2 separate regions of the Homo sapiens genome follow, and region 2 is linked to region 1. Evidence: read pairs that join two places in POLR2A ChIA-PET (ENCODE). Cell type or tissue: Panc1. All regions are shown on one strand. Each heading gives the region's core, and the rest is flanking DNA. Links, peaks and the distances in the headings are about the cores only.

What was found. ChIA-PET counts read pairs that join two places held together with the same protein. Peaks named below come from ENCODE experiments on the same cell type or tissue, not always from the same donor. Only the 100,000 strongest peaks of a DNase experiment are listed, where the experiment ranks them.
Region 2: POLR2A ChIA-PET joins it to region 1 with 14 read pairs; 3 of 35 experiments call an interaction of 5 or more read pairs at or near these places.

Annotation. Positions count from the first base shown.
Region 1 is chr12:116,505,048-116,521,585 of GRCh38, forward strand. It overlaps LINC02457 (long intergenic non-protein coding RNA 2457), which reads left to right and starts at 10,782. Exons shown (of 3, transcript XR_001749339.3): 1 at 10,782-11,202; 2 at 11,771-12,843; 3 at 13,211-16,538. It overlaps LOC105370008 (a long non-coding RNA gene), which reads right to left and starts at 3,369. Exons shown (of 3, transcript XR_945395.3): 1 at 2,819-3,369; 2 at 1,751-1,866; 3 at 1-85. RefSeq lists a silencer at 3,394-3,523 and enhancers at 13,322-13,822, 13,823-14,323. In Panc1, for the core only: no CTCF peak of the experiment used is centred there; no DNase peak of the experiment used is centred there; H3K27ac peaks cover 5,326 bases.
Region 2 is chr12:116,026,480-116,043,017 of GRCh38, forward strand. The region is part of intron 4 of MED13L (mediator complex subunit 13L); the gene reads right to left. Among named protein-coding and RNA genes, the nearest start is that of MIR620, 110 kb to the right of the region's middle. In Panc1, for the core only: no CTCF peak of the experiment used is centred there; no DNase peak of the experiment used is centred there; H3K27ac peaks cover 5,444 bases.

The DNA.
Region 1 (16,538 bases), core at 4,958-12,957:
TGCTCTAGAGAAATAGATACAATTGCAACTCTCTCATTCAACCACGAAAGCTTTTCTCCACGAACAGGACTTTAACATGTCCCACCTAAGGGAAGAAGACAGTAGGATTAATGCAGAGGGCAGGTTCCACCTCCCAACCAATTTGGAACTCTAAAGGGCTGAGTTCGGAACACACTTGGTCATGTTTCCCGAAGTGTGTACTGTCATGCCTGCCTGCACAGTGTTCTATGAAAGCATTCCATGCATAATTCTATTTGGAAAATGCTTTTTGCTACTGATCCTCTTGGAGATTCCCATGCCTGTGAACACATTAAAGGCTCTGAAAAGTCCTGCTGTAAAGAAGCAGGTTTGACTTGGTTGATCCCTCCCAAATTTCCCCAGTTCATTTGTTCACAGAGCCTATGATCTCATGAACAATTCTGAACATGTTCCTGTAATATGCATTGGAAAATGCTGCCCTGGAATGTTCTCAGCCAGCTGCCACCAAGAAATGTCTGATTCCATTTGGAGACAGATCAGGCTTGAAATTGTCAGAAACTGATATTCCAAGTTTCCTTCACTCTGGTTGTATCCAAAAGATGACAAAGATGGGTTTGTAGCATGGATGGAAGCAGCACATCCTATTTCCCAACTGCTGAGAGAACACACCACGCTAATCCTTGGTGCTTTCCGAAAGAGATGATGTCATCACTGTTTAGCACCATGTGCAAAGTGCCAGGAAAATAACATGGGATCTGGGGTCAGACATACCTGAGTTCAGATACCAGTTCTACCATGGACTCACTGTGTGACCTTGGGTAGGTCACTGTACCTCTCTGAGCCTTAAAAATGGGAATTAAAGGCCGGGCTTGGTGGCTCATGCCTGTAATCCCAGCACTTTGGGAGACAGAGGTGGGCAGCTCACTTGAGACCAGGAGTTTGAGACTGGCCTGGCCAACATGGTGAAACCCCGTCTCTACTAAAAAATTAAAAAAATTAGCCTGGCATGGTGGTGCAGCCTGTAGTCCCAGCTACTCCGGAGGCTGAGACAGGAGAATCGCTTGAACCCCGGTGGCGGAGGTTGCAGTGAGCTGAGATGGCGCCACTGCACTCCAGCCTGGCAACAGAGCAAGCCTCTGTCTCAAAAAAAAAAAAAAAAAAAAAAAAAAAAAAAAAGAGGGGGATTAAAATGCCTCCCTTGAAGACTTGTTTGAGGAGCGGACATACTATACAGGGGATGCTTGAGGAGAGTTGCTACAGTATTCCTTCCAAGTTATTTACTCCTACTGAGGTAGGAGGCGGAATTCGACTCCAGAGGTGGGGTTGGGACACGGGAACAGACTGAGGACTAGTTAAAGCAGGGCCGGCAAAAGCAGCTTTCTATCAGACGCGCCCACCGGTGTGCCACGTCAATTTACCATTGCCATGGCAACACCTGGGCGTTACCGCCCCTTTCCATGGCAACGACCCAATGATTACTACCCCTTCCCGAGAAGTTTCTGCATGAACCGCCCCTTAATCTGCATGCAATTTAAAGTAGGTATAAATACGACTGCAAAACTGCCCTGAGCTGCTACTCTCTGTCTATGGGGTAGCCCTGCTCTGCGGGAGCGGTCACGGAGCTGTAACACGGCCTCTTCAATAAAGCCGTTTTCCTTCTACCTCTGGCTTGCCCTTGAATTCTTTCCTGGGCAAAGCCAAGAACCCAGGCGCTAAGCTGCACTTTGGGGCTCGCCTGCCTGGCATCACTACTGCTGCTCGGCTCACCCACCTTGGAATGGTGGAGGTCTCTCTTTGCTTCTCTCAGTTTCTATCCCCCCAAAGACTAGGAGTGCTCTTTGGCCCAGGAAGTACGTGGTCTGTGGAGTTGTAAGACTTCCAAGGACACTACAGGGAAAGAGGGCAGATGTAAAATAAAATTCGTCTGATACAGCAAAAGTCTGAATTGTAAAATCTTGGAAAGAAATGCCATCTCAAAACTTTTCGAATTGTTAACAATAAAACCAAGGCACCATCAGTCTATGAGAATCTTGTAAGTGCTCTTAAAAGTAGATAAGAAAAAGGCCGGGTGCGGTGGCTCACGCCTGTAATCCTAGCACTTTGGGAGGCCGAGGCGGGTGGATCACGAGGTCAGGAGTTCAAGACCAGCCTGGCCAAGATGGTGAAACCCCGTCTCTATTAAAAATAAAAAAAATTAGCCGGGCGTGGTGGCACGTGCCTGTAATCCCAGCTACTCCGGAGGCTGAGGCAGAGAATTGCTTAGGAGGTTGCAGTGAGCCGAGATCGCGCCACTGCACTCCAGCCTGGGCGATAGAGCAAGACTCTGTCTCAAAAAAAAAAAAAAAAAAGTAGGTAAGAAACAAAAAAAAAAGGTCAGCTGTGGTGGTTCATGCCTGTAACCCTAGCATTTTGGGAGGGCGAGGCAGGCGGATGGCTTAAGCCCAGGAGTTCGAGTCCAGCCTGGGCAACATAGCGAAACCTCGTCCCTAATAAAAATAAATTAAAAATAGGGCCAAGCGTGGTAGTTCATGCCTGTAATCCCAGCGCTTTGGGAGGCCGAAGTGGGCAGATCACTTGAGGTCAGCAGTTCGAGACTAGCTTAGCCAACATGATGAAACCCCATCTCTACTAAAAATACAAAAATTAGCTGGGCGTGGTGGCACGTGACTGTAGTCCCAACTCGGGAGGCTGAGGCACGAGAATTGCTTGAACCCGAGAGGCGGAGGTTGCAGTGAGCTGAGATCGTCCCACTGCACTCCAGCCTGGGCGACAGAGTGAGACACTGTCTCAAAAAAATAACATAAAAATAAAACAAAAAATAATTAAAAAAAACTTTTACCTGCTTGTGGCAGAAACAGATACACGTATTACCCTTGGAGTCCCCAGCCTTGGGTTGCAACGTGAGCACCACAGTTTGCTTGCTGAGTGACCCTCAGGAAACAACTAAACGTCTGTGCTTCCAGTTCGTCACGTGTGAGATGAAAAGAGGAGTATCAAACCTCACAGGAGTCATGCTGTAAATCCCTGCAACCTGCCAGCTCAGGACCTGGCCCAGGGTCGGCACCCAACATTGCTGTTATCGCTCTCATTATTACGCACTGGGTGTTCGGTTCCTTTTCCTTTTGCCAATACTCTTTCTCCTCTTCTGTCCCACTTTATTTCCCTGTGCCACCTCCCCTACATTCTTTTTTTTTTTTTTTTCCTTTGCCATCAATAGGGAAAATCAAAATAAATCAAACCAAGCCAACGCCAAGCTCTGCAAGCTCTCAGCGGCTCCAGCGTTTTCAAGGAGCGGGGTCAAGGTCAAAGGGCCCCTCCCAGGCTGCCCGGGCGGGGCTGTAGTGGGATGCTGGTCCCCAGGCTGCGCCTCGGTTCTCCAGGGCGAAACGCAGGGGCGGGGCCGTGCAGGGGCTGGGCGTCGCCGCCGGAGAGGGTCCCAGCGCGCCCAGGCCTCCCGCAGGCGGGACGCGGCGTCGGGGGGCTGCTGCGCTGCTCGGCCCCAGCGGGCCCGCCGCGCCGCCGCGGCTCTGGCTGCCTCCTGCATGCCAATTAGGCCCTAATTTGATTTCTGTTCTATCTGTGCGAACCCCATTAAAACCCAATTCCGCTTATTACCAACAGCTTTCTTGCAACGCGACGCCTCTCCCTCCCAGGGCCGCTGCTCAGGCGCGCCGAGGAGCCAGGCTCCGCGCACCAGGCTGGCGGGGACACCTTCCCCGTTCCCCCTGCCCTGGGACGTGCAGGGTCCCCGCTGATTCCCGCCCCGGGGCTCCCCGGGTCCAGGCTGGGGCCCAGGGACTGGGGCAGGCTCCAAGTCACCAGCTTCATAAGAAGCAATGGAATCGTAGAAAACTGGAATCGAGGGTTGTTGGGAACTCAGAGGTCACCAGGTCCCCCCTCCCCACCCCCTGCAGGAATTCTGGAGACGCCTGGGCGATCATCAGTCCCCCACCCACGCTTGGGCTGTTCCCAGCGCGGGGAAGTTCCCTCCCTCCTTCCAGGAAGCCTGGCTGGGTTCAACTGTCCTCCCCTCTGCTGTATGATTTTAAGTAAAGCTCTCCACCACTCTGAGCCGCTGTCTCGTGTCCTCCTCTATAAAACAGGACCTTTAGGGAAGATAACCTTGCCTCCTAGGGCTGTTGGGAGGATAAGACACAACGAAGACCTGAAAGAGTGGTACAGGGTGAACACCCGACAGCTATGGGGCCTGACTCCTGGCTCACCCCTGTAGTCCCAACACTTTGGGAGGCTGAGGTGGGAGGATTGCTTGAGACCAGGAGTTCAAGACCATCCTGGACAATATAGTGAGACTCTCTCTCTCTACAAAAAAAATTAATAATAATAAAATAAAATAAATAAAAACCGGATGGGGTGGTGCACACTTGTAGTCTTAGCTACTTGTGAGGCTGAGGCAGGAGGATCACTTGAGCCAAGGAGTTAGAGGCTGCCGTAAGCTATGATCGCAGCACTGCACTCCTGCCTGGGTGCCAGAGCCAAGACCCTGTCTCCAAAAAACACAATAGTAATAATAAATGAAATAGCTGTGAGAAGTTAATGCTGCAGAATCCATACTAGGATAAGATCAGTGAGGCACTTGCCAAGGTGCAAGATGTAACGGCAAACAAAAAATGTCCATAATCAAGATAAATAATGGCAGGAAGTGGCAGCTCACGCCTGTAATCCCAGCACTTTGGGAGGCCGAGGTAGGAGGATGGCTTGAGTCCAGGAGTTTGAGACAGCCTGGGAAACATAGTGAGACCTCATTTCTAAAAAATAAACAAATAAACAAATAAATAAATAAATAAATAAAATTTTAATACAATATTGTTAAAAACTGAAAATTACTGCCAACAAAATCAATGATGAACAAACTGAAAAAATTAAAGACAGGACTGGGGTTAGAGTGAGGCAAGTCAGGTGAAGACTTTCGTGTACAAGGTGGGATCCTGTCTTTCTTTAAAGTTTTCATGTCTTGTTCATTGTGGATATTTTGCATCAATTTGTGAGTTTTAAAATGTTGCATTAAATACTGTTTATCTTGATTACTGGGTTTTTGGTATCCCTTTAACTTTAGCAGCTGAGCCGAGGCTTCACTCTGGTCCCCGCCCTGGGTTGCCGTCACAAGAAAAACCTTCCAGAGCCTCAGTTTCTAATCTGCAAATTGGGGCTAAGCATGACTACTTATAGGGACGTTTTGAGAATTACTAAGCAGGCAGCATAATTAATAGTGTCTGCTCTAGAATCAGGGCAAGTTCAAGCCCCATCTCTGCCACTTACTAGTGGGAGGAGTCGCAACCTCTCTGTGCCTCGGTTTCCTCATCTGGACTATGTTTAGTTCCCAGAGGTTACTGGGAACTTAACTACAATAACACTCACAGTCAGTGCATGCATGACACTTAGCAAGACATCAGTTCATGTTGCCGCCATTATTATTTGCACGGATATCCTTAACCTTGACCATCCCTGGTATAGCACAGGCCCTCAATAACTAAAATTCATGGTGATATGGGGGTACTTGACATCATTTTTGCAAGGGGCCTGGCACATAGTAGGTGCTCAGTTGACTGTACGTGCTGCAAGAACAAAGACCACTTCTTTTCCTTTTCTTTTTATTTATTTATTATTTTTTTTTTTTTGAGACAGAGTCTTGCTCTGTCACTCAGGCTGGAATGCAGTGGCGTGATCCAGGCTCACTGCAACCTCTGCCTCCGGGTTCAAGTGATTCTCATGCCTCAGCCTCCCAAGGAGCTGGGATTACAGGTGCACACCACGACACCTGGCTAATTTTTGTATTTTTAGTAGAGACGGGGTTTCACCATGTTGGCCAGGCTGGGCAGAATCCACTTCTGATTTGTTCCCCATCATAGCCCCTTAATAACCTGCACATAATAGGTCTGCAGAAATATTCAGAATGAATCAATGCAATTGTTAAATAATGCAATACAGTGCACTCCATCTTTGGTTTCAGGAACGATTAGGAAAGTTTATTCTCTCAAGGACCCACCATCCTTCATCACCCTCTGTAATAATAACAATGCCAATGACCCGGGGGTGCCTCCTCTTACCCCCTGTGGAAAGGGCTTGCTCTCTGGACCTCGCTTAGGTAGCTTTGATTCTCAAAAAACCCTTCGGAATGACTCTGAAAGGTTTCATGTTTGGCCCCTTGACCTTGCAGAGAAAGGTAAAGAAGGATGATAGAAACACACTTCTACGGCACCTGCAGCCAATTCCCTGACACGCCCAAGGGCCTGAAGCCGCCCCTACAAAAATTGCCTTCATCCCATTGAAAATTACAGACATGGCTTTGGGAAGTGTGCTAAGGCTGTCCCAGTATCAGGCTTGGGCTAGCCACTTCATTAATGTACTTACCTGTCTGGCCCCTGCTGGCATTTGAGGGTTAACCTCTGGCTTATCTGGAACTGGCCTTATTTGGACCCCAGGATCTGGCCCTCCCTGCCTCCTTGCCTCCAGGCTTCAGACCCTTGACTTTCAGCAGGGCACGCATACTGTGGGGTTTTCAGACTAGTCTTGGCTTTTGGCCTTTCTTTGAGATTTGGCAGCTTGCAGAGGTGGTCCTGACCATTGTGTGTGCTGGTCTGGATCCCCCAGGTCTCTCCCTAGACCCTTTTGGGGCCGTTTGCAGGGACCAGTGATGTCTTTGAGGCTATGTTTAAGGCAGGGAGGAGTGATGTGGGTAGATGGGCCCACCCTCACTCATGTTTTTGTGCCTAAGGCTTGCAATTTCAGATGACTAGCTAGAGTTATATAGATGAAAGACACAGATTCAAAGCCAGCCCCTCAGCATTGAGGTCCAATCAGTGATGATCCTCAAAATATGTGTGTATTAGTATTAGTCAGTTCTCATGCTGCTGATAAAGACATACTTGAGACTGAGGAATTTACAAAAGAAAGAGGTTTTTTTTTTTTTTTTTTAGACAGAGTCTCGCTCTGTTGCCTAGGCTGGAGTGCAATAGTGCGATCTTGGCTCACTGCAACCTCTGCCTCCTGGGTCCAAGCAATTCCCCTGCCTTTCTCCTGCCTCAGCCTCCCGAGTAGCTGGGACTACAGGTGCATGCCACCACACCTGTCTAATATTTTGTATTTTTCAGTAGAGATGGGGTTTCACCATGTTAGCCAGGCTGGTCTCGATCTCATGACCTCGTGATCCACCTGCATCAGCCTCCTGAAGTGCTGGGATTACAGGCATGAGCCACCACACCTGGCCAAGAAAGAGGTTTAATGGACTCGCAATTCCGTATGGCTGGGGAGGCCTCATAATCACGGTGGAAGGTGAAAGGCATGTCTCACATGGTGGCAGACAAGAGAAGAGAACTTGTGCAGGGAAAATCCTCTTTATAAAACCATCAGATCTCATGAGGCTTATTCACTATCATGAGAACAGCATGGGAAAGATCCACTCCCATGATTCAATTAACTCCCACCGGGTCCCTTCCACAACACATGGGAATTGTGGGAGCTATAATTCAAGATGAGGTTTGGGTGGGGACACAGCCAAACTACATCAATGTGTCACTCAGTACAACAAGGGCATTTGATCAGTCAGAATGGATCTTGGCTACAGCACAGAAGCAGGATCCTGGAGGTCCCCTCCCTGCTGTACCAGGGCACCATTATCCTTTTAGTTGCTGAATGGTGCAGAGGTCCCTGGCGTCTTAGGAAGGGTGGTGGGGGCTGGCATAGCCAAGGTGGCAGGATGGCACTTAGGGGTTCAGGGAGGCAGCTATTTACCAAGTGCCACAGACAGAAGTATTCCACCATTGGAACTGTGTCGCTGTATCAGTGCATCCTGGTGAATGTCAGCACTACCTCTAACCACCAGGGCTGACATTACTCCTCCCCGACCAGATCCTGAGCCCCATAGGGTTGGGGCTGTGTCGTACCCCCTTCAGAGCCCAGCATAGGGCCCCCCAAAGAGCACACACACTGTACGTGTTTGTTGAAGACAGAGGGATCCAGGAGTTCTTGGACATTAATGAAAAAACCTGGGCTGATGACACTCCATGGTGATGACTGGAGCAAGTTAACGGTCTGCCTGTCTAATTATCCTGCTGACTTGCCGGCTGCCTGTTTTTTAAAACAGCTGGAAGTTTGGGGTTTTAGGATTCCACTGTATTTGTTTCAGTGTCTTCTGCAAGAAACTAGCCTGTATCATTCTGACAGCACAAGAGGGTCTGCTCCAGTGAATTTTCATATGCACTACCTGGGTCATCTTGCAACCAACGCTTTTCTTCATTCAAATAATGATCCCAGGCCAGGCGTGGTAGTGCATACCTGTAATCCCAGCACACTGGGAGGCCGAGACGGGTGGATCACTTGAGGTCAGGAGTTCTAGACCAGTCTGGCCAACATGGTGAAACCCTGTCTCTACTAAAAATACAAAAACTAGCCAGGTGTCATGGCACATGCCTGTAATCCCAGCTACGTGGGAGGCTGAGGCATGGGAATCACTTGAACCTGGGAGGCAGAGGTTACAGTGAGCCGAGATCGCACCACCACACTCCAGCCTGGGTGACAGAGTGAGACTCTGTCTCAAAAAAAGAAAAGAAAAATGATCCCTTTACAGGGTATATTCATTTCCTTAGGCTGCCATGACAAATGAACACAAACTAGGTGGCTTAAAAAAACAGACATTTATTTTGTCATAGTTCTGGGGGCCAGAAGTGCAAAGTCAAGGAGTTAGCTGGGTCATGCTCCCTGTGAAGGCTCTTGGTGAAGATCCTTCCTTGCCTCTTCCAGCCACTGGTGGCCCCAAGATGTTCCTTGGCTTGTGGCTCCTTCTCTCCAATCCCTGACTGCATCTTCACATGGGTGTGTCAAATCTCTCTCTATCTTTTTCTCATAAAAGGCACTTGTCATTGGATTTAGGGATCCAGGGTGATTGATATGGTTTGGCTCTGTGTCCCTGCAAAAATCTCATCTTAAACTATAATCCCCTTAATCCCCACGTGTTGAGGGAGGGACCTGGTGGCAGGTGATTGGGTCATAGGGGTGGTTTCCCTTATGCTGTTCTCGTGATAGTGAGTGAGTTCTGACAAGATCTGATGGTTATATAAGTGTTTGACAGTTCCTCCTTTATGTACTCTCTCTCACCTGCTGCCATGTAAGACGTGCCTGCTTCCCCTTCCACCACGATTGTAAGTTTCCCGAGGCCTCCGCAGCCACGCAGAACTGTGAGTCAATTAAACCTCTTTTCGTTATGAATTACCCAGTCTTGGGCAGTTCTTTATAGCAGTGTCACAACAGACAAATACAATGATCTCACCTCAGGATCCTTAATTATATTGCAAAGACCCTATTTCCAAAAGAGGTCACATTCACAGGTGCCAGGTGTTCAGATGTGTATGTAAGTTAGTGGCGGAGGGGGGCATTGGGTCACCATTCAACCCCATTGCACAGGGACAGAAATCTTGCATATCTTGTTGATCTCAATCCCATGCATAAGCACAGTGCTAGGCACATGAGAGGCACTCAATGAGTATATGTTGCATGGATGAAGAATCTAGACAGGGCTGTAATGGAGAGGAGATTGGTTATCATTAGCACCCTGGTCTACAACTGAGCTGCCCATTTTTCAGCCCTAGCACACTGTGTTTAAATCCCAGTGAGACTCAAGGATTAGGCACTAGAGGAGGCAGCGTGCTGACACAAGGAAGAGTTTCAGACTTGGGGTCAGAGGACTTGCATGCTAGGTTTGGTTCTTGGCTGAATTGCTGAAACTGTCCAAGCCTCAGTAGCAAAACATGGGTGTTAACTACTCCCCACAGGATTGCCATTCAAGTTAAATGATATAGCACCTAGACAGCCCCTGATCCACACTAGGTACTCAGCAAATGCTGATTATGTTGCAATTATGTCATGATTTCATTCGACTCACTTTATATTTGTTCTCAGTTTTATTTCCAGTACCTAGCTGAATCGTTGACTGGTGTGATTCCAAAAGCTTGTGTAGGCTTTCCTTTGTGTCACAAGGAAATGTACAGCACCCTATAAAAGTGGCTCATAGAACAGGTTAAATAAATCATGGTACGTCTATATGCTGGAATGCTATGCAGCCCAGATCAAACGAAAGCTCTCTCTGCACTCCTCTGAAATGGTCTCCAAAAGATATTAACAAACAGAAAGAACAAAGAGGCATAACAGCATGTAGAAGATGCTATCATTTGTTAAACAAAAGGGGATATGCACTTACATTACATGTTTTATAGCATCAAATTCTTCTGGAAGCTTATCCAAGAGGCAAGTGATGGTGGTTTCTTCTAGTGAAGGAACTCAGGGGGCCTAGAGTCAGACAGTGAAGGAGATGTATGCTCTTTTTTATCTTATTTATTTTCACTGTACACTTTCTTGCAATGCTTGAAATTTTTCCACATATACATATATTACCTATTCAAATAAAGACACGCTGAATATACATACACTAAATTTTTTTTTTGGCCAGGTGCGGTGGCTCACATCTGTAATCCCAGCACTTTGGGAGGCCAAGGCTGGTGGATCACTTGAGGCCAGGAGTTCGAGACCAGCCCACCCAATGTGGTGAAACCCTGTCTCTACTGAAAATACAAAAATTAGCCGGGCGAGGTGGTGAGCACCTGTAATCTCAGCTACTCTGGAGGCAGAAAGGCACGAGCGAGAATTGCTTGAGCCTGGGAGGCAGAGGTTGCAGTGAGCCGAGAACGTGCCACTGCACTCCAGCCTGGGTGACAGAGAGAGACCCTGTCTCAAAAAAAAAAAAAAAAAGAACAAAAAGAGAACTAGCTGTTTCTCTCTCTCTCTCTCTGTAGTGTGAGGATACAACTGGGAACTAAAGCTGGAAGATGCCAGACATTCAGCAGGGAGTTCCCTCATCAGCAGCTGGCTAACTGGGGAACTGAAAGTCACAAGGCGCTCGTTTCTGATAACTCCATGAAAATTCACTCTGGGTCAGAAATCAATCTTTGGAGTTCTGAACATGCAGCTTTTCTCATGGGCCTTTTGGAGAACAATCAGCTACTCAGCCATCAGAGCCTTTTTTGCTGGATGGCAGGCAGGAACTGACAGCAAACCATCGTCTCTACAACACGCAGAAGATCAGCACCAAGTCTCCATTCTCCGAAAACATGTGTCCATGCAGCTCTCCCAGGGGAGGTCTGCGCTGCAGTGGAAGGCCCCAGGAGCGTGGGAGCCAGCTCATCGCATGAAGGAAACACAGAGTTGTACCTCCAGGTATCTAATTTGGAGCTGAGACCTATTCCTCTTTTGGCAGAGGACACTATTTCTTTTTTTTTTTTTTTTTTTTTTTTGAGATGGAGTCTTGCTCTGTCGCCCAGGCTGGAGTGCAGTGGCGCGATCTCGGCCCACTGCAAGCTCCGCCTCCCAGGTTCACGCCATTCTCCTGCCTCAGCCTCCCAAGTAGCTGGGACTGCAGGCACCCGCCACCATGCCCGGCTAATTTTTTTGTATTTTTAGTAGAGACGGGGTTTCACCATGTTAGCCAGGATGGTTTCGATCTCCTGACCTCATGATCCGCCCACCTCAGCCTCCCAGAGTGCTGGGATTACAGGTGTGAGCCACGGCGCCCGGCCCAGGACACTAGATCTTTATCCCAGGCTTGTTCTGTGGGACAGTTTGTGAGTTCCAGCATCGGCTGGTTCGTGAGAGGCAGCACTTGATGTGCAATGTCCCCTTTTGCCTCTCCTCCCATGCTACCAAAAGCAGCTGGTTCAGTGGCCACTGCCATCTTCCCTTGTCCCTGAGCTTTGGAGATGACTGTGTTTCCTAACCTCTCCTGCAGATGCCAGGCGGAGCGGCGACGTGACGCACGGTGGACGAGGAGCCAGGATGCCCAGCTCTGCTACCAACACAGAGTGGGAATTTGCACACCTCACATGGTGTCAGTTTCCAAATGCTGCTGTAATCAATTTCCACAAAGTGGTGGCTTAGAAAAACAGACATGTATTCGCTGACAGTTCTGGAGCCCAGAAGCCTGAAACCAACGTGAGGGTTCTAGGGGAAGATCCTCATTTGCCCCCTCCCAATTTGGTAGTTCTGGGTGTTCCTTGGCTTGTGGACTCATCACTCCAATCTCTGCATCTGTCTTCACATTGCTTTCCCTGCTTCTCTGTGTGTCCATTCTCTGCATGTCTAATTTGTAAGGATATGAGTGATTGCATTTAGGGCCTACTTGGGTTATCCAGGGAGATCCCCTCATCTCAAGAAAATTGATCTAATCATGTCTGCAAAGACCCTTGATCCAGATAACATTCACAGGTTCTAGGGATTTGATTGGGATATCTTTGGGGTGAGGGGGGATATTTTTCAGCCTGCCACACCCACTTCCCTTCTTCTGGCCTCTTCCAGAAAATGATGGCCCCTCTGAGCCCCGAGTTCCCCTTCAGCTTTGAAGTTCTGCAGGTGATCCTCAGACAGCCTAGCCTGCATTGCCAAGTTCACGACAATGTTATCTCAATAGAGTACCTGATATTTTTTCAAAGCACTTTCCCATCTGTTATTTTGCTTCATGCTCCTGATCACCTCTCGGGGCACACAGGGCAATTAATATTAAACCCATTTAATTGATGAAACAACAGAGGCCCAAAAACTCCTAACTCACTTTCTCCTTGAGTTAGTCAGCTAATGGGAACCAGGAGCAGGCCAGGTGGTTTCCCAGGGCATGCTTTTTTTTTTTCTCTCTCTCTTTCATTGTATATAGCCTTTCACCACCACAGGCTTTGTTCTGGAAGCCCAGGAAGGTAGGCAAGTCAAAGCTTGTCATGTAGATCCAAGCCCACCCTGAATCCCTGATTCATATCCCCTGGAGAGTGTGGCAGGAACTTCATTTGCACTCCCTGTGGTCCCAGGTGGCAGGTAAGCTCTCAGTCTCTGGCTGTATACTGTTAGAGACCTCTTCTTCCCGTGGGTAGCTTCCCAAGCAAGGGGGTTTTCCCAAACCTCAAGAACTGCAGGACTATCAGACATTAGCAGAATTAGATCTGCCTGGCCTCCGGGCCAAAAAAAGATTTCAATTGTTTCAGGACAGATTAAATTCAGGACTGGGAATAGGGCAGGGGAGGTCTTTTTTCGCAGTCCCACCTGCCTGTGACTTGCAGATCTGGACGAAGAATTTCCTGTCCTAACTAGGCCTCAGTTTCCCTGAAATAACATCGATTAGGTGGGAGTGGGTGTGGGTCAGTAGGATTTCCTCTTACCCCCAGCCCTTTTCAATCTAATTCAGAAATGAGGATGAAGCCAAGTGTTTGGAGTTCTTGCGAAGAAAGATACAACAGCCACACAAGGTATTATTAACTTTATTACTTGTCAGGAAGAGGTGGGGGAAGCAGTTAAGATTCGGCTAGATGAGAGGTGAGTGTACTGCATTACAATCTCTGGAGGGTGTGGTGGGCATATGAGCTGGAAAGGACCATTATTTATTTACTACTTTTGTTAAGTGCCTGTAATGTGCTGGGTGCTATGCTGGATGTGTGTGTAACACAGACACATAAACCATTCAGGGTCAACCTTGCGTGGGTGGGAGGAGGTTAAAAGCACTTGCATCTTCTTCTCCCTGAAAACAGAAACATCTTCCTCCTTGGCCTACCATGGTGCCAGCAATCTCCAGCATTAGCGATGGCTCCTTGGGGGTAACCTGCAGAAGCTTCTTAACTGGGTTAAGGCATCTTATTACCTTGCAGGAGTAAGGCAATCGCCAGCTCACTGATAGTACACAATGATTTCGCTCATTCCATCCACTCTTGGCCATTGGTGCAGCAGGAAGGGCCTTGGGGTCCTCCAATTTGGACAGTGGGGAGGACTTGGCCCTGGGCTGACAGATTGCTGCTTGGCAGGTTTATGGGAGCCAGGCGTCAGCATGGTGTGACGTGGGGAGGCAAGAGTCAATGCCAATGCAGGCAGCCCCCTCCCACCAAGCAAAGCGGCTTACAGACTTCGGAGAGGAAACAAAACATCTACATGCAAATGTTGAACCAGATTTCAGAGCAAGAGAGCAACTTCAAGAGCCAAGGCAGTTCCAACTACCAGGTGTTTAATACCTTTTCAGCTTGGGTGGATCATGGATCTCTTTGAGAAACTGAGGAGACAGTCTTGGATTCTCTCTCTGTCTCTCTCTCTCTCCCCCACCTCCCCCTCTCTTGCACCTTCTTCTCCCTGCAAACAAAATCAGAGTCCTGCTCTGTCACCCAGGCTGGAGTGCAGTGGTGCCACCTTGGCTGACTGCTAGCCTTGAACTCCTAGGCTCAAGTGATCCTCCTGCCTCAGCCTCCCAAAGTGTTAGAATTACATGCGTGAGCCCCCACACCTGGCCTGGATCCTCTCTTTTGTAGAAAATGCACTTGCATAGCAAACACACACACACATACACACCTCTCACTTTTTTAATGAAATGTCAGGGTGTCTGCTGATGCCTGAAGCACATCCGAGGGCCGCAGTGAGATATTCTTCTTTGGAAGTGCTCAACAACCCTGGGAGGTAGGTGTGGCAGGGTCTCTTTTCATACACCATAAAACAGAGACCCAGAGGCAGCTCGCAACTTGCTCAGGTCATGTATTAGTGAGCATCAGAGGCAGGCCAGGACCCCCAATTGCACAGGTCTAGGAAGCACCATTTCATCCAAGTCTATGTTGCATGCCAAAGAGTGTCACTGACAGAGAACACAGTGAGACCACTGCTACCGCCCTGGAGTTAGGCAGTGCAGCAGCTCTAGAGGACCTCAGCCAGGGTCTTCTGATAACCATTTACAGGCATATATGCAAAAAGCCCCACGGGGTGACAGAGGTAAGGAGTCCTGGAGGGGGATCAGAGAGGGATGCAATTGCCGAAGACTTGGATGCCTAAGCTTGCAAATGGAAGACTATTTCTAAATCATTTATTCATTCCACAGCTTCATAGGTGGAGGTGATTCATAGGTGGTTCCTATGTGAATTTCAGTTCCCCTTCCCCCCGACCTAGAGTAAAATCCACACTCTTATTTATTTATTTATTTATTTTGAGATGGAGTTTCACTCTGTTGCCCAGGCTGGAGTACAGTGGCATCTCGGCTCCCTGCCACGTCTGCCTCCCAGGTTCAAGCAATTCTCCTGCCTCAGCCTCCCAAGTACCTGGGATTACAGGTCACCACCACCGCGCCAAGCTAATTTTTTGATTTATACTAGAGACGGGGTTTCACCAAGTTGGCCAGGATGGTCTCGAACTCCTGACCTCAAGTGATCTGTCCACCTCGGCCTCCCAAAGCGCTGGGATTACAGGCATGAGCCACCGCACCTGGCCAAAATCCACACTCTTCATAGCGATCTCTGTGGCTCAGCAGGGACCCCTCCATGCCTCTCTGTCTCTCCTCTCTCTTGCCACTGCCTTTCTTGTTCATTACACTCCAGCAACCCTGACCTTCTGTCAGTTCCTAGCGCTTGCCAAGCTTTCCCCTCCCCAGGGCCTTTGCACTTGCTGTTCCTCCTGCCTTGGAAGATTCTAGCCCTGGCTGTTCCCAGGGCTGGCTCCGTCTCATCCTTCAGCTCTCATCTTGAATGTCACTTTCTCAGAGAGATCTTCTTTGACTTTATCTAAGAATATCCCTCCACTATTCTCTAGCCATCTGTTTCTTTTTAGCACGTATAACAATCTGTAACTGTTTTATGTCTTAATTTGCTTATGTATTTATTATCTATCTCTCCCTTGATCATAGAAAACATGGTAAAGATTGTAGCTACGGTGTCCTGTTCACCATTCTATCCCTAGCCCCTAGCACGTATTAAGGGTTCAATAATTGCAGACTGAATGACTGAAAGGCATGTTTGGAAGCAGAAGTATTCCTCGGCCACCACTTTATCTTACTTAGTGCAGTAATGCAATCAACATTTGGCTCCTGCTGTGATGCTACCCTGATCTCGGGCTGGTGAAAGCGTGACTCTCCAAGATGAGCCATCCAAGAAACCACATAGAAAAGATCAAGGTCCCATAACTTCAGCTTGGGGAAGCAAGAACAAATGTGGCATTCCTCACTTAAGAAAGAAGAGGCTGTGATGCTTGCTAAAAAAAAAAAAAACTTGTCAACTGGATCCATCATCAAAGGAAACTGCCCCATGGACAGTTTTATGACGTAGTCTGAAGCACAGGAAATGGGCGGCACGGGAGCATCGGGGGACTTTTAGAAGTTGTATTGCTTTCTTAAGAAAATGCTGCTGGCTTCTGGAACTGCAGTTTAATTAAATTCAGTTGGCTGGATACCTTCAAAGGCTGTTCCAGGTCTTCACCAGCCCTCACAGACGCAGGCATCTTCCGAGCAAATGTGTGAGCGAGAGAGCGGTGAAGCAGTCTCTGGCAAGACAAGGCAGGCATTCTCCAATCCTGGATCATCACACCCTGGCATGCGGCAGGGCAGGTGGCCAAGGACCTGAGCGTCCAGATCTTCCTCCACCCACCCCGCCCGGTCTCCATGTGTGACAATGGAGGGGAGACAATGCTGTCTTCATAGAGGTAGTGCAGAGATCAGGGCTATCAGAGGGGCCTGCAAAGGTGCACACAGACCCACTTTGGTCAATTTGTCAGCGGTG
Region 2 (16,538 bases), core at 3,524-11,523, 480 kb before region 1:
TGATCAGTTTCCATAGATGTAAAAGCACCTGTTAGTGCAGACTGCTGGGCCCCTGAGGCTCTGATTCAGGAGGTTTAGGGTGGGCCCCATAAATCTGCATTTTTAACAAGTTCCCATGTGATGCTGCTGCTGCTGCTGCTCCTGGCTCAAAGACCACACTTTGAGAATCACTGGATTTGATAATGCCTAAATCCCAACTATTAAATTCTATTTTTTCTAAGATCATGTAAAACAAGGACAGGAATGACAGCACTGACACTAGAAAGTTGAATCCCCCTGTGACCTAGCAACAGCACTTCTAAGAATTTATCCCATATATAAAACTATGGTATAGAGTACAGATTATAGCACTGCTTGTAATAAAGTCTGAAAAACACTAAAATGTCCATCAGTAGTGGACCTGTTAACTAAACTATGGTATGTAAGCCACAAAGTAATGCCCTGCAGCCATGTAAAAGGAAATGATCACACTGATACGGAAACACCTCCAACAAGGACTATTATGAGAAAAAAGGAAAAAGGTACAAAACAATATGAGTAATATACACCCAGCTGTATAAAATGTGAAAGTGGGGAGAAAAATATTTCCACACACAATTTGCTTACAATTTGCATGTGGCATAACATTTTTCTGAACAGATCATTTAAAAAACCTAATAACAGCTGGGCAAGGTGGCTCACGCCTGTAATCCTAGCACTTTGGGAGGCAGAGTTGGGCAGATCGCTGAGCTCAGGAGTTCAGGACTAACCTGTGCAACATGGCCAAAACCACATCTCTACAAAAAATACAAAAATTAGCTGGGTGTGGTGGCACTGCCTGTAGTCCCAGCTACTCGGGTGGCTGAGGTAGGAGGACAGCTTGAGCCTTTGAGGTTGAGGTGGCAGACAGCCCAGATCATGCCACTGAACTCCAGCCGGGGTGACAGAGAGACTCTGTCTCAAAACAAACAAACAAACAAACAAACAATCCCTAATAATTTTGGTTCCCTCGGGGAATGAAACGGCATGACTAAAGGGGAAAGAGAGAATTCACAATATTCTTTTATACTTGTTGAAATGTGGGATCATGTGTCACACAGAAAGCAATGTGAAGGCAAGATCTGAGGAAGCCCTTGCCTCCTATCCTTATGCAGCGCTGCTTGTTGGCCCAACCAGAGGAGTGCTCTAGAGAAATCCGCGGTGCTTCCATGTGTCATATTTGGTGCTTAAGTCAAAGCCTGCTGAGACCCTGATTTTGTAATCCAACATACAAGTTACTTGCTTAGCAAGCCATCAATATCTTTATCCAAAGCAATGCTAAAAATGGTGAAATAAAAACCGCACTGAGAACAGAATCCTGTGCCATCTCATCAGATAACTCCAAGTTACAAATTCAACAATGAGTTGTCACTCACTCATTCTACTCTAAAGAGAATAATCAAAAAGATTATGTCAAATGTCTTGATAAAATATGGACACACAACAACTATCATATTTCTCTGATCTAGAAATGTGCCTGCAAGTAAAATTCCGGTGTTTTCATACAAAGTCCACCCTCCTTCATTTCACAGATGAACCAATAGGGCTAAAAAGACTTTAGTGTGCCCAATAACACTTCTAAATGCACGACTGGAATTGGCCTTAAAATTCAATGTTCTTTCTACTAGCTGGCTCGTACATAAGTGGGAATGTTCATTTATATTAACTGTATCAACTTAAATTTTAATTTGTTAAAATGAGATCAGATTTGAGAATGAACATTGAAGATAAGGGGTTCTATGAATACAATTATAGATATGTTAGGGTATACAGTGTTACATGAGAAGTGGGAGGTAAATCTTTATTACAAGCTCTATACCATGTTCTTGCTTCTTGTCACTTATTACTCTTTTTTACCTGAACCTTTACTCACCCCATTTATTTCATATACTTTCATTAAAAATTTTAAGACTTTGGAGATTATTAAGGTCAACCTCTTTCTGATTCGGGGGGAAGGCAAGATTGAGCCCAAAGTTACACAGCAAGTTCAGAGCACAGTTGGAATAAAAACCTGGTCCTTCTTCTTAACATAGTGTTTAGTACATCCAAGATTTTCTACCTTAGATCAATGCTGCCTTCACCCCTATTCAACATCAACATAAATCAGACACAATGTAACTTAAACTAGTCCCGGCATCAGTTCTACTATCTCCCTAACTGCTATAGGCCAGAAGATACTATCAAATGAATACACAGAACCAAAAACATGGCAAGGTCAAAGGAAAATTGGAGCTTCACCCCTGTTCTCTTAGGGGCACACCACTTGACAAGTATTCCACGCCTTCTCAACTCTGTTTATTCTCCACTCTTTACTCAGTGAATCAGGTCTGATTCAAGTAATTCTTTGTTTAACCTCTTTCTCACCTTAAAAATCTCTGTAGTTAAACTTAATTCACCCTTCCCTAGAGATTACTTTCTCTCTGTGAAGGTACTCCTATACATACTCTCTTCCATCACGAATAATCTTTATGTCTTCCTCAATTTGCTTCAGGTAACCCAACGCTGAAGCACCTCCTCTTGACCATGCTACCCTTTTCTTCATCCTCTACCAACTAATATCAAGTAACTAACATATAAATAAAATGATAAAAAATGGAGACATTAATACTAGTATCATCAGTAAATAATCTACATAGAAATGAGATAAAACTTTTCTAAGTATTATAAAAGAAATAAATAAGGAACTAAGAAAATAATGGGAGTTGGGGTCTATTCTAAAAAGGGATTGGTCAGAGAAAAGCTTCTCTGAAAAAAAAAAAAGGGGGGGGAGGGAAGCATTTAAACTGAGGTTTAAATCATAAGAAAAAGGAAAGTGGTAAAAAACCATTAAAAAAATTGAAACTTATAAGTGCAAAGGTATGGAGAGTCTGCCATTTTTAAAGACATTTTTAAAAGGCAATGGTGGCTCTATCACTGTGCAAATGAAAAAAACTAGTGTAATTAAACCTACTGAAAAGACAAAGATTACCAGAGTAGCTAAAATAATTAAAGTAAACCCATCTACGTATTGCACAAAAGGCATGCAAAGTAAAATTACACCAAAAGTTAAAAAAATGTAGAAAATCATATGCCAGATGAATTCTAACAAGAAAAAACCTGGTACAGGAATAACAACAAATAAAACAACGAAATATTTTAAAACTTAAGTTCATCAATAAATATATAAAGAGAAACTCAAGAAGAAAAGTAATCAATCATGAACATGTACACAGCCACACTGGTATGCAATACAGCTCAGAAATATACACAGAAAAAATTTGAATAAGAAGAAACTGACAAATCTAAAATTAATAAATATTTTAACATGTTTTCTAGTGTATACCATGGCTTTCCACAAAGAAAGAACGTATCCTCTTTCCATGAATACATGGAAGAGCTACAAAAATTGAATACATAACAAGACACAAGACATCATTTCAAAGAAATGATGATATACAGTCTACATACTCTTTTTGGGTTTTTTGTTTGTTTGTTTGTTTGTTTGTTTTTCAGATGGAATCTCACTCTGTCACCCAGGCTGCAGTGCAGTGGCATGATCTCTGCTCACTGCAACCTCCACCTCCCAGTTCAGGTGATTCTCATGCCTCAGCCTCCTAAGTAGCTGGGATTACAGATGTGCGCCGCTACGCCCAGCTAATTTTTGTATTTTTCGTAGAGACGGGGATTCACCATTTTGGCTAGGTGGTCTCAAATTTCCGACCTCAGGTGATCCACCCACCTTTGCCTCCCAAAGTCAGTCTACATATTCTTTAACAACAGTGCAATTTAGTTAGAAATCAACAGTTTTTTTTTTAAAGGTTAAAATAAAATCCTTTTGTTTGAAAACTTAAACGTGTAGTTCCTAATAAATCATGGGTTACAGAAGAAATCACAATGGAAATCACAAAATATTTAAAACTGAATGACAACAAAAGTAATACATGTCAAAATCTACCAGAAACAGTACTTACAAGTAATTTATATCCTTATAGGCCTAAAAGTCTTAAATGAAGAAAGCAAGGAGTAAACACAATAAAACGGAAGGAAGAAAATAATAACAAAAATATGTATTATTAATAAAATAGGAAAAAGCAACAGAAAGGATTAACAAGATAAAACTTCTTTTTTGAGCAGACTAACAGATGACAAAAATACTAGGTATGACTGATTTAAGGAGAGGGATGAAAGATGTATGTGCAGGAAGGTAAGTGCTCAAACAATCCTGGGAACAAACATAGAGGAAATAACTACAAACAAAGAAGGAACACTTTTAACAATAAGAACACTATAAATACAGTAACTTTATGCCGATAAATCTGATATATATGAAATAAGTAATTTTCTATAAAAATAAAAGAATTTGAAAACAGTAACTAAAAAAACCCATCCACCCACTTCAATACCATCTTAGGTTTTACCAAATTTTCAAGGCTCAACCCATTTCTCTTATTCAAACTGCTTCAACAAATGATGTGATGAATTAACATCAGCAAATCTATGAAACTAATACAATGCATTAACAGATGAATGAGAAAAATCAAAGAATCTATCTCAATACCTAGGAAAGAAGCATATGTTAAATTTCAGAAAAAAGTTCAATAATAATTATTTTTAAAACTCTTAGGGAACTCTAGGAATCAAAAGGAACTGACCAAAACAGATAAAGCAATTGTCTTGCTTCATGTCAAAACTTTAGAAGAATCCCTTTTAAAAAATGGAGCAAAACAAAGATAACTGCTTTTCTACACAACACTGCCCTAGATATCCAAGTCAATGCAATAAGACAAGAAAAGAAAAAAGGTGGTATAAAAATTAGAAAGGGGCCGGGTGCAGTGGCTCATGCCTGTAATCCAAGCACTTTGGGAGGCAGAGGCGGGCGGATCACGAGGTCAGGAGATTGAGACCATCCTGGCTAACACAGTGAAACCCAGTCTTTACTAAAAACACAAACACACACACACAAAAATTAGCCTGGCATGGTGGCGGGCGCCTGTGGTCCCAGCTACTCAGGAGGCTGAGGCAGAAGAATGGTGTGAACACAGGAGGTGGAGCTTGCAAGAAGCTGAGATTGGGCCACTGCACTCCAGCCTGGGCAACAGAGCGAGACTCTGTCCAAAAAAAGAAGAGAGAAGAGAAGAGAAGGAGGGGAGGGGAGGGGAGGGGAGGGGGGACGGGACGGGACGGGACGGGAGAAAAGAAAAAAGAAAAGAAAAGAAAAGAAAAGAAAAGAAAAGAAAAGAAAAGAAAAGAAAAGAAAAGAAAAGAAAAGAAAAGAAAAGAAAAGAAGGAAGGAAGGAAGGAAGGAAGGAAGGAAGGAAGGAAGGAAAGAAAGAGAGAAAGAAAAAAAGAAAGAAAGTGGTGATGCTATCTTTATTTGCAGATGGATATAATTTTCTTGGATTTCCTATGTAGACAATACATAGACTAAGAGAACTAACAAAAGAGATCAAGCATGTAGATAAGGTTGGTAGATACAAGTTCAACAATAGTTGTACTCCTACAAAAAACTTAGAAAATAAAATGGGGAAAAATATATCCCATTAGCAATAGCAATAAAAACTGTAAGGTACCCAGAAAATAAACCAATAAAAGACAGCTTAGGTTTCTATGGAGAAATTTATAGATGAGTCTGTTTGAAGAATATAAAAGAATATATGAAGTCTTTTAAAAGATGTATCATATATTCCTGGATATAATAAATACCATAAAGATTATAATTTCCCAAAATGATCTAAAAATTCCATGTAATTCTAATCAATAGCCCAAGTTTTTGACAAGCTGATTCTAAAATTCATATAGAACACAGAGTCAAGAATAGCCAACCCAATTTTAAAGAAAAAAACAAGTGAGAGACAACCTGCTAGTATCACTATTTATAATTAAACCATGGTAATTATAACAGGATAATAATGACTCAAGGACAAAGAGGCCAATGGAACAGAACAGGAAACTCAGAAATCAACCCTCCAATGGCCCAGTAATCCCCAACACCCAGCCCCAGTTACCCTTCTAACCAAATTGCCTATTGCTCTCTCCCCTTTCTTCTCTGCATTCCAGCCTAATAAGCTATTATTCAAACAATCACAATTTGAAATTACTGTTCCCTGTGCCTAGAATTTTCTTCCTTTCAGATACCGACATGGCTCCTCTCTTTACTTCTTACAAGTTTTCCTTAAATGCCAGCACCTCATCAAGACTGTTCTTCCTGACAAAATTTAAAGTTACAACCGCCATGGGTCTCTTCCCTATTTTTTTTCCAATAGCACTCATCACACTGATACACTAACCACAGTGCTCAGAGGTTCTGTGCACCTAAAAACAATTTGCAAACTATAAGTCTCTCTCTACATTATGTTCTTTCTATAGATACTGGAAACAAAGGGAGATGAGGCTGAGAGTGACAGGAAGGAGGAGAGGAGACAAGGAGAAAGGAAAAGAAGACGGATGGGAGAGGAAATGATGGTAGAGCAGAGAGGGAGAAGAATATAGGAAAGGGTGGCGGGGAGAAGGAAGTGAAGAAGAGGAAGAGAGGGAGAAGATGATGGGGTAGAAAAAAGGTTTCTGGGATCTACTTAGGACTGTGGTGTATGAGTTTGATTGGGTTTTGTTTTTTTAAAAAAAAACACATTCAAGAATATAATTATAGCACTGGAAAGCGTTCATCTTAAGGACTTTATAGAGGGGTTTGTTCCACAGCTTTACACTTGCCACCTTTTTTATTTTTAAAAATCAATGTGTAAATTTTGAGGAATAAAACTAAGTAAAACAAATGCTAGAATATTTCTGACTAATAAACACCTGGGCTTATACCTGAAATTCGTTCACAAGAACATCATTTTAAGTGCCCTACACAAACACTACTGATAAAGACAGGAAACCACTATAAAAATTATTAAACTATTTTCAAAATAAAAACTATAAAAACTTCTTAATTCAAGTGCATTACATGACTTAGGGAAGTTTATTCAAGTTAAAAACCCTTTTCACTGGGTGCCTTATTTTCATATTTCACAAGTGTTACAAGTATGTCTCCAAATATTTCTCCAGATGTTTCTAACTCTTTATTCCAAGCTTCAAAGATCTATTTCTTCCAGAATTAAAGTAAAAAAAAGACCATCAAAATATATTGTTTCAAAGTACCTCTGGGTAAATATGGTCATGTCAGTTTGTGAGTAGTACAAGATCCTCACTCCTACACGTCACCTTGGAGCTTCCCTAGATATCAGGATTTTAAATAACATATTTTTGGTTCTCTAAAGTATGAATCATGAGTGTGTGTGTGTGTGTATGTGTGTACATATATTCCTTTTATATACATATAACAGGAAACTGTGTTAGAGAAAGCCCATCTACTGCTTAAGTACTGAATAGCTAAACACAACATAAACCTATTCCCTCCTGGCAATTACTGTAAAAAGGAAACATTCAATATTAGCACTCGTATACAATCACTCCATGAGCTACTTCTCCAGCCTCACTCAAACAGTCAAACTACTTCAAGACTGAACGCTCTCTGTGAGTGCCACTCTGGTTCATATCTCTATGGTTCTGCTTGCGTTGATGTTTTGCTTAGAATAAACTTCTCCTATTGTTCATCTAACCCCTATTTATATTTTCCATGAAATTACCTTTAAAGCCCCAGAATAGACTAAAATGCTCCTACACATCTCTGTGTATACCTCAATCACAGCACTTCGATTTTTATAAGTTTATGTTTAGCCCATCTTACTAAATTTTGTGAGGACAGGAATCATATTTTACCTATCATTTTGGACCCCAGTACTTAGTATGGTGCTTGCCATAGGTAGATGCTACATTAGAGTTTCTGATACATTATAACATTCCCCTAAAATTTTCTGGCATTTTACTAGAAGACTCAGAAATAAATAAAGCCTAGAATTCTGAGTCATGAGGTGCGGAAGAACACAAATGTAAAGCTCTGATAGTCCAGCGAGGCATACACCAGGAGATACACATCATTAGCCTTGAGAACAATCTCTCTACGCATTCTTCTGAAGGGAGCCTGCATGAGGCATATTCCTGATAGCTATGGAGAATAATACAGTGTTGACTCTCTTTGTAGCCTAAGGTAGCCTATATTCTCTGGGCTAGAAAGGTGACTAGCATAGCAGTCCGACATCCGTTCCACTTTCTCCATAGTCTTCTCATATTACCTCTTCCCACGGAGATCTCTTTCTTCTCTGCTACCAACAGTACTCACCTCTCACTGGGCACCCATACTAACAGAGAAACTCAGGCTGGGTCACACCTGTAATCCCAGCACTTTGGGAGGCCAAGGTGGGTAGATCACCTGAGGTTGGGAGTTCAAGACCAGCCTGGCCAACATGGTGTAACCCTGTCTCTACTAAAAATACAAAAATTAGCCAGGCGTGGTGGCACAGGCTGTAATCCCAGATACTCGGGAGGCTGAGGCAGAAGAATCACTTGAACCTGGGAGGCGGAGGTTGCAGTGAGCCGAGATCGCGCCACTGCACTCCAGCCTGAACGAAAAAGCGAGACTGTCTCAAAAACAAAAACAAAACAAAACAAAACAAAAAGCAGAGAAACTCACTGAACAAACATTCACTAAGCGCACCTATCTTTGTGCCAGACACTGTGCTAGATTTAGGGATGTATACATAAATAAGAGCAGATAGCGCTTGGGTATTTTACAGTTTCCTGAGCAAACTACATAAAAACCTTCAAAAGGAACAAAAATATACAAGCGTGAAACTATGGTACTCACTGGCATGCACAGCAAGAGCCCAAAGACTTTAAAAGAGGCAGAAATATAAAGGGGGAAAAATTCTGGTAGGACACGTCAGCCAAAATTTTGTGCTTTAATACCAAATCACTAAAAACAACAATAATAAATCCCTCAATATATAATTATAATGCTGTATCTTATACTGTTTGTAAACTATGCAATCTTTACAATTTCTATAAAGAATGGTTGCAACTCATGGAGCAAGGCAAGAGGTAGCAGGATACATTTTCCTATCATTTATAAGGTATCATATAACTCACTTAAGCTATATAATATATTTTGTAATGGCTAAAATTCTATATTCTCAAGGTCCAGTAAGTAACACTAAAACTATATTCTTATTAATTAATTAATTAATTTATTTAGAGACAGGGTCTCGTTCTGTCACTCAGGCTGGAATGCAGTGGCGCGATCATGACTCACTGCAGCCTCGACCTCCCAAGATCCAGCGATTCTCCCACCTACGCCTCCCGAGTAGCTGGGACCCCAAGCACACGCCACCACACCCAGCTAATTTTTACATTTTTGGTAGAGACGGGGTTTTGCTACGTTGCCCAGGATCGTCTCGAAGGACCCACCCACCTCAGCCTCCCAAAGTGCTGGGATTACAGACCTGAGCCACCATACCCAGCCAAAAACTATGTTCTAATAGGGAAAGAAATTTGTTTTCACTCTATCCTTCCAACTTCATCTCTCACTATTTTAATTTATATGTCCAATGCCTCCATTGCCCAATTTGCTTCCTTCACAGGGCTTGTCATAATTTACAACTATTAATATTTCATTTATTTTGATGGTCTCCCTCACCATAATGTGAGCTCCATGAGGGTAGAAACCATGTCTGTCCCCTGCCTTCTGTAACCCCAGCAACTAGCATACTGCATGGCACACAAAACCTAATATTCACCAGATAGATGAATGCAGTTTCAGTCATAACCAAAGATTAAATTACTTTTCTTTAGAAAGTTTCATCATGAGAAGAACAAGAACAACTGATATACACAGTGAAGATTTTTAAAGCTGAAAGAAGTTTAATCATCAATAGGAGAAAATAATATGTGTCTAGCTATTTAAAAAATATCTTTTAAGACTTTTTACTTAAGAAACACAAGGGGTTGGTGTGGGTTACAACTGGGGTAGTTGGGAAAGGACTTGTATAAATGCAAAAGAAGAAACTAGTGCTCCAGATCATTTTATTCTCTTACAATATTCTAAATCCTCTAAAAAGATATTTTTACTTCTCACGTTGAGTTTTAGAATGCAACTATTACATGTGCTTTCAAAACGTATTATGAATATTAATACACTCCTTTTCATGGTGTAAAAGTGTTTTGATAACAGATTCTCAATGCAAAATGCATTCGGATAATTGTATCTAAATGCTTTCTGTGGTATGAACTTATCTATTAAAATTTTCAAAGTTGCCATTAATCAAGCCTCTTGCCAGAAGCAATTTGCCTCAATATATAGATCCTTATTTGGGAATATTTTGCTAATATTACTTTACCACTTACTCTCCTTAAAAATGTAGTTTACTTTGGCACCACTCACAAAGACTATGTTGAGGTCCTTTGCTTGCAGGTATACTGAGTTTTCTTTTATCGGACAGGCCTTAACTTTTACCTCCTTTTCAAAAGACAGTGGCATTATAGTATCCACATAATGAGACTTGATTAAATTATTTTGTGAGGCTCTGAGGTACTCTTACTATTTCATATATCTTCTCTTTCAACTATAAGTTAAACCTGATTACAAGGCAATGAAAACGTCCAGGAAAGTTAATTGCACATAATTTTCTAAAATGAGGCATAGTACTTGTATATTACTACTAAATCACCATTACAGTTCTATGAATAATCACCCTCCTGAGAAAAAGTTACCAAGTACATTATTACAATACAAAAGCGCCTCATGGAACATTTTACCTACACCTATACCTACATAAACACATATTGAGCATCCCTAATCCAAAAATCAGAAATGTTCCAAAATCCAAAATTTTTGAGTGCCTACATGACACCACAAGGAGAAAACTCCACACATGACCTCATGTGACAGGTTACAGTCAAAATGCAGTCAAAACTTTGTTTTATGCACAAAAATATTTTTAAAATATTGTATAAAATAACCTTCAGGCTGTATGTACAAGGTATATATGAAACAAATGAATTGCACATTTAGACTTGGGTTCCATCCCCAAGATAACTCATTTTGTATATTCAGATATTCTGAAATCCGATGAAATCTGAAATCCAAAACGTTCTGATCCCAAGCATTTCAGATATGGGATACTCAATCTGTATAAGAGCAAAGTTAGCAAGCCCCATGGTCGCTGTTTTCTACCCTTCTATCCTCAATTCTAAGTTGTTCTCTGGCAGTAAGTTTGACACTTGGGTAGTGCGTTATAAATTCTTCCAGACTGTAGGATACCATTCCCAGCACCGTAGTGGTATCAGAGAAGCAGCACACTTTGTGTTAATGAAAAAATGGTGTTCTACTGGCCTACGGGACTTAATTCTCCCTGGGTACATCACTTATTAAGAGCAAGTGATAGTGAAGAGGCCGTGACTCAGTATGTCCTTAATTCAAAGAGTCGAAGAGGCTGAGGGGTCCCACTCCGGTAGTAAAAACTAATATAATTTTCAAGATGCCAAAATAGATATAAGAGCTGCTCTAGTCAGTGATGCGTGCTTGAAAAACCAGAAGCCAACATACGTAAGATTTGAGGATTATGAAAGTCATCTTACTAAAATCTCTCCTGAGGTTACTAAACTAGCCAGATTATCTAGTCACAGTCTCTGGACAGCACTTTGAGAATTCAATGGGGAGTGTGTCTGACAGAACACACAGATTAAAGTGGAATTTATATTAGGTAAACTGTAACCACCAAAGTATTTTTATTGCTTACTTTAAGACATGCTTGGAATTCTTTTTTTTTTTTTTAAATATAAAACCTTTCATCCGTTTTGGAGGTTACTTTAAAGATAGGGACAAGCAAGGTATAAGACATGGGGGATGATGAGGAACCACATAAATTTTTCTACTGTTTTTCTCATTAAATACTAAGGCATTATATATCACTGTGAACAATCAAGGATCAACTGACACTGAAATACTGCCAAGACTGCACATATTCTATTGACTCCCTGCCTAACTCCATAGCTCCCTATTGCTAAACTGAAATGGTGTACCTTCCCAAATTACAAAATGTGTCTCATTGTACACCTTAAAATCAGGAATGTTTATGTTTTACAAAAACATCCAACCATTATGACAGATTCTGACACCCATGGGGGAGCAAGTGGCAGTCATGGTGGAATTCTTGCCAGCTTGAAAGAAACATAGGGACAGACCTCTGACATCTGCCTAGATTCTCAAGCCTGGCTCACAGTGGGAGAAATGACCCGCCAAAAGAGTGTAAAACAGATGGAAGTTCCAACATGCTGCCCTTCATCAGGTCAACAGCAGCAAGCAGGACTTTACCTATGCGGTCAAAAGGCCAAAAAAAAAAAAAAAAAAAAAAAAAAAGGAGAACCTGCTAACGAGTACTGGTGCTAGCTAGGTATGCAGCCTTTCTTATAGAACGTTATTTCCCCATAATCTACTATTGCATTTTCCATCCATCCTTATTTTTTCCTCTATCCGTATTTCCTCATCTATTTTTTTTTCCCGCCTCGTTAAATTTACTATATGAAAGCTACCTTAAATACTTCTCTAATGAGATGAGGCAGGAAAAAGAGAAGGGAAGGACCCATGTTCGTATTCTTCCCCCCACACTCCAATTCTATCTAAAAAACTGATAAAGCTATAATATTTATTTAAAGGAAGCTAGTATACAACTACTGTATAACATAAAATTATTTTCTGTGTCTATTCACCGTAATGATTCTAGTTATATTTTTAAAGGCACTGCTTAGCACAAATATAGCACAAAAGAAATCTACCTTTTCACATCACTATTTCAGAGCTAGCAGCTGGCACTCACTGTGGCTTGGCATCTTCTTTAAAGGCCTTCCAACATTTGGCATTAGCCTTTCAGAGACCAGGGCCTTTCATACTCAGCACTGTTGCAAAATGTCTTACTCACTAGTACTCAAAGAAGGCCCCAGTTTCCCAGCAAAAGAGAAATAAAATTGGAGCTAACGCTTATTTGGTAGAATGCTATTATCAGCAAATACTTGTCTTCCATACTCTTCCCATGCCATAGAGCTACACCAGAGGCAGGTTTTCTTTTTCTTTCATCAAAACACAGTATGGCCTTCAACCATCTGCATTGCTCATGATCCCAACTCCTCTATCCCTAACATAAATCTCATAATTCTAAATACACTGATAAGCCCCTAGAGGATTTAAGGCAAGGAAATTACCATGGTCTCATTTATATTTTGAGATCACTTTAGGTGCAATTCATTATGAAGGAGTTAAAAGGAGAGGCAGAGATGACAGCTAGAAGGCTATGATGGCAGCCCAAGTGAGAGAAAAGCTTGGTTTATATGAGGGGGTAGCAGTGGAGATGAAAAAAGCATGAGTTCAAGATGTATTTTAGAAACAGGGCTGACATGACACTCAAGCAGAGACACCATGAAGGCGGTAAGACACATTAGTTAGTATGGAACTGAGGAAAGAGGTCGGGGCGAGATACCACCATTTTGGAGATATCCCTTACAGATGGTATTTAAAGGCAGTAGGGTGAGTGAGAGCACCTAGGTGTGAGTGTGAGAGACTGCAGACGCACAGAAAGCGACATGGCTCAACCAGTGCCCTACTGCCGTCAGCTTCTTTTAAGGGGGATGGGAGAAAACAAATGCCACAACGTTTTCTGTAAGCTAGTACACGATGCATAGCTCTCAGTGATATGTCTCCCAACAATAGGTAAAGAGAAAAAAGAAAATTGTGGTGTTTTTTTCCTTAATTTTTGTTCATTTTAGTAACAGAAGCTTTCCGTTCAACCTCATGCATAAACACACTTCCAACGGCAGTTTAATGAATTTATTAGCTGAATCAAACTAATCCATTCATATTTTCTCCTTTTAAAAAGTTAGAATTCACTTAGTAAGAAAATTCACTGAAAACAAATAATGAAGTTATAAGATACTATTTGAATCAAATTATCATTTGAATACAGGATTTCCTAATTAGTAATCACAACTACAAAATCTGATTAATATCACAACCTGAATAGTAACTAACAATAAATGAAATAATCACACAATCTATTTTACATGAAATTCAGAGATTTCCACTTTAAGGTTCTCCTTTCATAATGCTAATGAAAGTGGAATTCAGTAGTCATTGCCTTTCTTTGGATCAGCCAGGTCATTTACTCAAAAAATAAAAGATTCCATCAGATCTACCACTTTCCCACTGAATGACTCAGACGGACTTATTTCCTGATTTTTAAACTCGTATCAGAACTGGAAACTACTCAAACTCCCATCAATCCATTCTACAATGGATAAATAAATTAGGATATAGTCACACAGTGGAATAGTATACAGCATATAGAGTTGGCTTAAAATTCCACTATAGCTTGTATATGTTTAGGAGTCCTCAAAAAAAAAAAAAAAATGAAAGGGGATTTTAACTGATAACAGGAGGCAACTACATGTGATTGGCAAATCAAGCAAAAGTACTTGTATGATGCATCAATTGACCTAGATGTAGACAATCTACAGAATTAGTACGGGAGGGATAGTAATGAGAACCCCATGGGAAAGTGCTTCTCAAGCCCATTTCCCCTAAAAACTATAGGTGTAGGGAGCCAGTGTTACTAATGAACACGTGCTCCATACATCAGACAGGCTGGGGCAGAAAATGCTAAAATCAGTAATTAAAAACAAGGGAACAGGTATGGTTTAGCTCTGTGTCCCCACCCAAATCTCATCTCGAATTGTAATCCTCATGTGTTGAGGGAGGGGCCAGGTAGAAGGTGACTGGACCTTGGGGATGGACATACCTCTTGCTGTTCTCATGACAGAGTTACTTCTCAGGAGATCTGGCTGTTTGATGAGTATGTGTGTGTCTCTCCCCTGCTTTGCAGTGGAAAGATGTGCCTTGCTTCCCCTTTGCCTTCTACCACGATTGTAAGTCTCCTGAGGACTCCTCTGTCATGCTGAACCATGAGTCAATTAAACCTATTTTCTTTATAAATTACCAAGTCTCAGGTAGTTCTTTATAGCAGTGCGAAAATGGACTAATACAGGCCCGAAGAGATCTGTTCTACTACAGCTCTGTGCTAACTGGACCATGCCTGGAATGTTCTGTTTAATTCTGAATACCATAGTTGAAAAGAATTTTGTATAAAGTAAAACATATGCAAGGCTGGGCGCGGTGGCTCATGCCTGCAATCCCAGCACTTTGGGAGGCCAAGGCGGGTGGATCATAAGGTCAGGAGATCAAGACCATCCTGGCTAACACGGTGAAACCCCGTCTCTACCAAAAATTAGCTGGGTGTGGTGGCAAGAACCTGTAGTCCCAGCTACTCAGGAGCCTGAGGCAGGAGAATCGCCTGAACCCGAGAGCCGGAGATTGCAGTGAGCCAAGATCGTGCCACTGCACTCCGACCTGGGCGACAGAGCGAGACTCTGTCTCAAAACAGACAGACAAACAAACAAACAAACAAACCATATTCAAAGGAGAGTGACCAAAAGAACTTAAAGCCACCCAACATGACAAATGAAAGAAATGGAGAAATTTAGCCAAGAGGAGACAACTCAGGAGAGAGATAAAAACAATTTTTCAGTGCACAGGTTATACTCAAGTACACCATGCCATGAAACCTATTTTACTCAGCACTGTATTTTAAAACTATTGTTAGAATAGTAATTGCCCTCCTCCAATAGTGGTAAATATAAATTTTAAAAATTGATCAAAATGTGGCAACAGACTGGTCAATACTTCATAGTATACCAGAGGGCTCAGGCACACCAGCCAAGTACCACTGATGAAGACACTGCAGAAAATAGACTTCAACTCAATATAAAGACTAGCTTTCTAACTGGGTTATTTAAAGAATAAACAGGCTTACAAGAAAGGTACCATCTTGGCTATCCCTGAAAGTGTAATGAAGGAAACTTGAGTGTTGGAAGGGATGAGGGGCAGGATGCCTTTAATGGCACCTTCAGTCCTATGATTCTGATGATTCTGTATCTTGATTCTCAGATAAGCTGTGCCTGTTTTAAAATATCCCATACAGGCTGATTACTCAGAAGCAGATAGAATAATGGAAGGCAAGGCACATCAAATTATAAGGGAAAGATGAGATGTGGTGAGACAAGGTAGAGAGAAATATCTTGAAGATACCATTCTAAAACTTGAAATTTATATTACTAGTAAAGCCACATATACATGAATTCTTAAATCAGCCCCCTGAATCAAACTTTTCTGCTTTTTTATTACCAGGAGTACTATTTGAAAGCAGAACTTACATGATTTACATTTTGTTTATAAAAGCAGCAATATAACAGAGGTGAATAAACACACATTTCTTCTCCCTGGAAAGGACAGATGAGGCTGATAGCGTAAAAAAAAACCCAGCATCCTGTCTGACTGAAGTATTAGCCTATGAGGTGGAATGAGAAAAATCAGTATTGTTTGAATAGAAATAATTATAAAAAGAAGGAAATTTTATCTGGGTATGGTGCCATTACACTGTTTACCCTCAAGAGCTGAAGTCTCAGTTCAATTCTTTCAAGGATAAAGGGCTATATTTACCCACTGTTAGCCGATGTTCATGTTAAACAAAGCCCTCACAGAACGTAAACTTTTAATTTTT